Regions from separate parts of the Homo sapiens genome. Here region 1 is linked to region 2. Evidence: chromatin loops called from intact Hi-C (ENCODE). Cell type or tissue: CD4-positive, alpha-beta T cell. All regions are shown on one strand.

Evidence for each region. Peaks named below come from ENCODE experiments on the same cell type or tissue, not always from the same donor. Only the 100,000 strongest peaks of a DNase experiment are listed, where the experiment ranks them.
Region 1: it touches region 2 in a loop (4-fold over the local background); 15 of 110 quality-filtered maps call a loop at or near these places.

What each region holds. Positions count from the first base shown.
Region 1 is chr6:143,938,407-143,942,406 of GRCh38, reverse strand. It overlaps PLAGL1 (PLAG1 like zinc finger 1), which reads left to right. Exons shown (of 8, transcript NM_001317162.2): 8 at 1-2,107. The coding sequence ends at 983. Among named protein-coding and RNA genes, the nearest start is that of HYMAI, 68 kb to the left of the region's middle. In CD4-positive, alpha-beta T cell, CTCF peaks have their summits at 87 (motif pointing left), 1,990 and 2,189 (motif pointing left); DNase peaks (open chromatin) are centred at 116 and 2,196.
Region 2 is chr6:144,216,909-144,220,908 of GRCh38, reverse strand. No RefSeq gene overlaps it. Among named protein-coding and RNA genes, the nearest start is that of TRL-TAA1-1, 2.4 kb to the right of the region's middle. In CD4-positive, alpha-beta T cell, a CTCF peak has its summit at 1,650 (motif pointing right); DNase peaks (open chromatin) are centred at 1,618 and 2,248; H3K4me3 peaks cover 201 bases; H3K27ac peaks cover 522 bases.

The DNA.
Region 1 (4,000 bases), 280 kb after region 2:
ACCACCTCAAAGCCCATGCGGAAGAGAAGCCCCCTAGCGGAACCAAGGAAAAGAAGCACCAGTGCGACCACTGTGAAAGATGCTTCTACACCCGGAAGGATGTGCGACGCCACCTGGTGGTCCACACAGGATGCAAGGACTTCCTGTGCCAGTTCTGTGCCCAGAGATTTGGGCGCAAGGATCACCTCACCCGGCATACCAAGAAGACCCACTCACAGGAGCTGATGAAAGAGAGCTTGCAGACCGGAGACCTTCTGAGCACCTTCCACACCATCTCGCCTTCATTCCAACTGAAGGCTGCTGCCTTGCCTCCTTTCCCTTTAGGAGCTTCTGCCCAGAACGGGCTTGCAAGTAGCTTGCCAGCTGAGGTCCATAGCCTCACCCTCAGTCCCCCAGAACAAGCCGCCCAGCCTATGCAGCCGCTGCCAGAGTCCCTGGCCTCCCTCCACCCCTCGGTATCCCCTGGCTCTCCTCCGCCACCCCTTCCCAATCACAAGTACAACACCACTTCTACCTCATACTCCCCACTTGCAAGCCTGCCCCTCAAAGCAGATACTAAAGGTTTTTGCAATATCAGTTTGTTTGAGGACTTGCCTCTGCAAGAGCCTCAGTCACCTCAAAAGCTCAACCCAGGTTTTGATCTGGCTAAGGGAAATGCTGGTAAAGTAAACCTGCCCAAGGAGCTGCCTGCAGATGCTGTGAACCTAACAATACCTGCCTCTCTGGACCTGTCCCCCCTGTTGGGCTTCTGGCAGCTGCCCCCTCCTGCTACCCAAAATACCTTTGGGAATAGCACTCTTGCCCTGGGGCCTGGGGAATCTTTGCCCCACAGGTTAAGCTGTCTGGGGCAGCAGCAGCAAGAACCCCCACTTGCCATGGGCACTGTGAGCCTGGGCCAGCTCCCCCTGCCCCCCATCCCTCATGTGTTCTCAGCTGGCACTGGCTCTGCCATCCTGCCTCATTTCCATCATGCATTCAGATAATTGATTTTTAAAGTGTATTTTTCGTATTCTGGAAGATGTTTTAAGAAGCATTTTAAATGTCAGTTACAATATGAGAAAGATTTGGAAAACGAGACTGGGACTATGGCTTATTCAGTGATGACTGGCTTGAGATGATAAGAGAATTCTCGAACTGCATGTATTGTGCCAATCTGTCCTGAGTGTTCATGCTTTGTACCAAATTTAATGAACGCGTGTTCTGTAATCAAACTGCAAATATTGTCATAACCAACATCCAAAATGACGGCTGCTATATATAAGTGTTTGTCATATGGAATTTAATCGTAAGCCATGATCATAATGTTAACTAAATAACTTTATGTGGCACTGCCTAGTAAGGGAACTATGGAAAGGTTTGGATTTCTCCAAATCTGGGAGAATTTTCAAAATAAGAAAATAACCTTTATATGATATACTATGACTAGGCTGTGTATTTCTTTTCAGGGATTTTTCTACCTTCAGGGTTGGATGTAGTTTAGTTACTATTACCATAGCCAACCTGTAGTTTTACATATACATTTTCTTGTGGAGCAATAGAGTTCTCCATTTTACAGAAGCATTTTAAATGTAGTTTGAATATTTTCCACAAGATGCTGCAATGTGAGTTATCACTTCATTTATCTTAAAGAAAGACTAAACTGGTTGTCAGTTACATCTGACAGAAAAAAAAAAAAAATCACTGTGTAACCAGGTTAAGTGGTAAAATAATCCAGGCGTCAGTCAAAGGCATTTTGCTGACTTTAATATTGATTATATTTTTAACAGGAATTTAAGAAAATATTACTGGAATTAAAAATATATATATATTAAACAAGAATTTTCTTTGCTCTGTCTAGCTTAAACTACTACTCAAGCTGCTTAAGTTCTTAAGTATTGTTTGTAATCACCAATAAATAAGTGCATTTGTAATTCATCAGTCATTATTAGCTTTTATTAAAAGAAGATTACGTTTTACAATGTAACTATAATCTCTTGAATTTGGTATCTTATTAATGAGTTTTAAAGATGTAAAACCTAACCTTTTTTAAAGCTCCATTGTCTTATGTTTTTAGAGGCTTTTCCGTAAACATATATCTTACATATAATAAACTTTTCAAATCTTGCAATTTGGCTTGATTAATTTTTCATACAGCTCCACCTGTGTCAACAACATGAACTACATACACTCAGATCAAGACAGAAAACACTTCCGGCTCCACCTGGCTCCCTCATGCCCCCTCCTGGTCATTACTTCCCCCACAGAAACCACTGTTTTGACCTCTACTGAGCATCTATTAGAAACTTCACTTTTTTTGAGTAAAATAATTATGACTTAAGATGGAAGCTTGTATGCGTCCATTAAATTCACAGCACTAAGAGCTTATTATTTCTAAAAATGCAATATTTAAATCATTCTATAATGTGACATAATTTATTTCTAATGTATAGATCAGAATACTATCCACCAGAGTTTAGTCTAACCTGGGCTACCATGATCCACTTTTACAACGGTGTTTACCATTAATTTCTAGCCAAATTAGAAATAAATGTACTTATTTCTTATTGGGATTTTCTCAAGGTATTATGCCCCTTAAATCTGACAGGCCTATTTCTGTTTGTTTTACTGCTAAATAGGGTGGGGATAGGTAGAGAAAGGGAAGACGAGTTTGTCTGTCTATCCAAGAAGCCCACTGGTCAAATGTGAGAAAACCTGACCCACTCACAGTCCTTAACAATGATGCTGATTGATGACCACTTAAGGGGCAAACAGCTACCCAGGATTGGAACTGAGAAGGAAATTTAATCTATGAGACCCAGCTGCCAGACAGACCTGGGTCTTTAAACTACAATGAAACCCGCGGGGAGGAAATGAGACAAAGTGATGTAAGTTATTCCGTTAGTAGGAGTCCACTGCTTGGGGACGTTTAAGTCAGTTCCCATATCCCCTCTTTGTTCTCAGAGGGAAAGCAATCTCCCAGAGCAAAAGGGGAAAGCTAAAACCTCCTGATATCCATTTATAGAAGCTTCCACAGATACTTTTACATGGCTTACTACTGTCTCCTGTGAGTTCCACAACACATACTTGATTTTCCTGAACACAGAACATAACATTTGGAGTTTAGTCCCCAAAATACAGATCATAAGAATTTCAGATATTCCGCATTACAAGTCAGGGTAGGCTGGGATTCTCCTACTTAAATTTGGACAGAAAGAAATGGTTTAATTGTTCTAATTAAAATTTTACGAGGTTAAGAAAAAGTTCTTGGATTTAAAATTATGAATTAAGTATAACTGACTCTACAAAAAGAGGTCTATTGACCCTTAAGATTGCAAAGAGGCTGGGCACAGTGGCTCATGCCAGTAATCCCAGCACTTTGGGAGGCCAAGGCAGGCAGATGGCTTGAGCTCAAGAGTTCAAGACTAGCCTGGCCAACAGTGAAACCCCATCTCCACAAAAAATATAAAAAATTAGCCGGTTGTGGTGGCGCAAGCCTGTGGTCCCAGCTACCCGGGAGGCTGAGGTGGGAGGTACTGCTTGAGCCAAGATCGCACCACTGCAGCCTGGGTGACAGAGTGAGATCTTGTGTCCAAAAAAAAAAAAAAAAAAAGACTGCAAAGAGAAGAGTCACTTCTCAACAGAGCTCTGTATAAATCAGTGCTAAAGAAATGATTAGATAGCTTCTGATTTGGCCATGATAAATAAATGGCTTGAGGCCACTGAGAACATTCTTCCCACAGGATGGAAGATTTTGGTAATCTTTTCTCTTCCACTTCAGTGTTTCCTCCCAGATATGGTCTGTGTGATTGGTATGTGTCAGACACTTCTACACAGTATATACATAAACATTTAAAACAAATATAATAGCTATAATTTAATACTTACTAGATACCAATATCAAAACTGAGATTTCACAGCTAGTATATAAAATGAAGCCAGTTAAAGAAAGATTTTCCTAGTAAGTAAATAATGTTAGTATTCCAATTACTAGTCTACTAAAAAGGTTCTAATATCAAAGCAA
Region 2 (4,000 bases):
GGCGCACACCACCATACCTGGCTAATTTTTGTATTTTTCATAGAGATAGGATTTTACCATGTTGCACAGGCTGGTCTCGAATCCCTGGCCTCAAGTGATCCAACTACTTCGGCCTCCCAAAGTGCTGGAATTACACGCATGACCAGCTGCGCCCAGCCACACTGTTTATTTTAAAATGTTTAATGAAGTTGTTATTGAAAATAGTCACTCTGTGGTGTGATCGAATAGTATGTCTTATTCATTCTATTTTTTTTTTTTGGTACCCACAATAAAGGTTGTCACTCATGCTTTCCCTTCAATCTTTCTGCCACTGACTGATCCCACTCCTTCCCCATTTGGCCCTGCATGGTGTGGTGTGACTCCTGTGTCTAGGAATCTGCAACATAAGAATTGCTTCCTTCATGACAGTCATTTTTGTGTCCTGTCCTACTGTTCCTGATTAAAATAAATCCACAGTACATTTTAAAACACATACCCTGAATAAGGATTAATATGTGTACAACACACAAAATGAATTATGAATACTCAATGGATTTCAGGGTAGTTCACTTATTCAGCAGGTATTTGTTGAGTGCATGTAATGTACTGGAGACACTCTGCTGGACGAAGTTTTCATTTCAGTTCTGTAAGGACCCACTGCCGACCCTTGACTGGTGTGGCTAATGAGACAGTTCTGGCCCTGGCTGGCTTACATTCCACAGTCAGAGGTTGTCACTGCCCAATGCAGCCTGTTCACACTGGGACATCCACTTTTTGCTTCAGAGCCCTTAATATTGAGTTTGGCCTTTGCCACATACTAATCTACAACCTGGGATTCTGCCTCAATGTTATTTTCTTCTCAAATGATATAATAAACAACAAAAGAATCATTCTTCTCTGCCAGGCAGTCTGATAAATGGTTCAGAGGCATCAAAATCTATTTTGATGAAAATGAAACATAGGCTGGGCTGGTTCGCAATCACCCTTTATCCAGTAGCAGAGTAATGAGGCGATGCAAGGCACCTGGGATTATGTTCTCTGCCTCTTACACAATATCTTTGAACTAAACAGACTTATTAAAACATGGAGCATTACCATTTATCCCACTTGAACAATTAACATATGGGTGAGATTCATAGCATATATTGAATTTGTTCTTTAGCTAGCTGCAATTGTATTTGAAAGTAAAATGAAAAACAAGCAAAATAATTAAGGCTTCCAAATTCCAACTTCCTACTGAGGACCAAGAACGCTACTTGTTCAGGATCTCTCAAATTGGACATGACTTCTGTGTTTTAAAGCTGATGGCTAATCCAGATATCTATTATCCTTCAACTTCATAGCCAGATTTGGAATTGGAAAATGAACTGAAACAAACAAAGAAGATGCAGTGCAATAAAGCTTCTATTGATACAATGAAAATAATGTCTCGTGCAAGTTGTATCAGTGATTCAGGATTATTTTCAATGGCAGGTTTATCATTAATGATTACAAGAGAAAAAAGAAAGTCAATTTACTGGCTGACATAGATATAGCCTGAATCTGCTTCCAAACACAGTAACTGTGGAGCAAATTATCAGAATTCTATAGTCAGAACAAGGCAGACAGAATTTAACAAAAAATTTGCCTCAACTTAACCAGTAGGTGTCACTGCGTAAATACATTGGTAGCAGCTTTTCCTACAGAGATCTATGTAAAAGCCCAATAGAAAATAAACAATTTTGAATAACTTACAACTAGTTCAAACCCACAGAGAATGTTTATAAAGCCACACTGTTAATTTTTAATTCAAAGGATTGACTTAAGTTCTTTTTGTTAAAATAATTATTAGAAAATCATTATAAGTTTAGTGGCAGTATACAAATTTAATGATTCAAATTTAATTTAAACTAATGTAAATTTAATTCAAACTAAGTTAACGATTCAAATTTAACTTCAATATATTCGCTATGTTTTAAGAACTTTTGAAAATATATAAAGAATCTAATATAACAAATCTGCTTTTCAAGGAAAAAATCCTGGGCTTTTAAGGAGGAAGAGAAAGACTGAGCTCAGTCTAACTGGCTATTAACAGAATTAAACAATTTTTCCCCCAAAATATTTTCTACCAATTCAACATGCCCCCCATCCCAAGCCTATAAAGACAGACCAAGATTCTCTACATCGGTAGACACAGATACTTCCAAATGTAACACTTGTCAGGTTCCTTCTGTTGCAAATCCTTCAGGGCATCCTGGGCATCATACTTCACAGGGCCCCCAGATGGCTCCCACGTGGCTTACCCCACCTGTATCTGTCTCCCTCTCCCTCTTGCCCCTCCCTCATCCCTGCTTCTCTTCTTTCACCTCTCAACTAAAGCTGGCTCTCTGAGGAAGAGTCAGGCCTTCCCAAACCACTCCTTTAGCACCTTGGGCATAATTCATATTTTTTCATTACAAATGTGGCTTATTAAAATCTCTGTCTCTTGCTATCTGAGCTCACTGAGACAGAGGCCGGGTTATTTATCTGCACATCCCAAGTATCTAATAGTGAGTGGCTCAGAGCCTGTTCTCAGTTGCTGGCAGGATGTTTATTTCCAAAATATGTAGACACTCTTTTTCTCTTTCCTTTTTGAACAATTCAATTCTAAAGCCATTACATGAGCTTAAGCAATGTATAGATCTGCACTGGGGAGGCAGGAATTCAGGGAGTTACAAACATGGACAGGGAGACAAAATAGAACAAAGTCTATAGTGTTGGATCAGAATTGGAGGTATATATAAACTCCTTGATATACATAAAGATATATGAATAAATATAGATATATATTTATATAGATATACAAATAGATAAATATGCACACACACACACTCCTTAATTCTGTCTACCCAGAGGGCCTGGAAGTAGCAACACCTCAAAAGCAATGAGCACACCTAGCACTGAGACCTTGGTTTCTAGATACCATTCTCCACTAAAAGGAACCAAGGATCTTTAGAAAATGGCTGATTCTAGTACTGGGTCAGGAAAGCACAAGGTAAATCTGGACCATCTTGGAGTAGGAAGTAAGGAAGTGCTAAAGAATAATGCAGACAGGTCAAAAGTCAGCTTGAATGGGCTGTCACTGGCCCAATCTGAGACACTCTGAGCATCAAAATGAATGAATGGATTGTAACCATTAATTAAAATAGGGCACCATGGATACATACGTACATAACTTATAATTCCATAAATAATTGAATAAAATGAAAATTTGATAAGGCACCGGATATTACACAGCTTCAAAGCACTTCCCTCTAAAACAGGTACTAATCACAAAGGGAAAACAGTAACTTTACAGAGGAGAAGCCTGGCAGAGAAGCAGGCCACACGGAAATCATGCGACCTGAGAGGCTGCCGTGAGAACACTGCATGGCTTCTGTGGAAGTCCTGCTAAATAAACAGAGCCTGGATCTCATCAGGAGGAAACACCAGAAAACCTAGACTGACAAAGGGACATTCTACAAACCGGCTGGCTTGTCAGCAGAAGTGTCAAGATCATGAAAGTCAGCAGAGGCTGAGGAGCTGATCCACACGGAAGAAGCCGAAGGAGACAGGACAAGTAAATGCAACGCATCATTCTGAAGAGGAGCCTTTTGCTATAAAGAACATTCTTGCGACAACTGGTGACCGATTGCGCACCGAGGATTAGATGGTATTAAATCATCAATGTTAATTTCCTGATTTTAATAGTAGTACTTGGGCATCCACTAGGTATTTTACTTTTAAATGATTCAAGAGAGGAAAAAAAGTTATTTGCAGTGTACTTGCAACTTTTAAAAATTCTTAGATGGCTCTCATTAAACAAACAATTTTAAAGGGAGAAGAAGAAAAAAAAAACTTGACCACGCTGTATTTAAAAATTCTAAGCCGAACCCAAGTTGGAGTGCATTTTACATCTAGGATGATACAGTCTCCGCCTTCTAGGAGTTAATAGAAGAGTTGTGTGCACAAAATTAACATTGGCGGGGGAAAAAAAAGGGAGAGAGAGAGAAAGGGAAAAAAA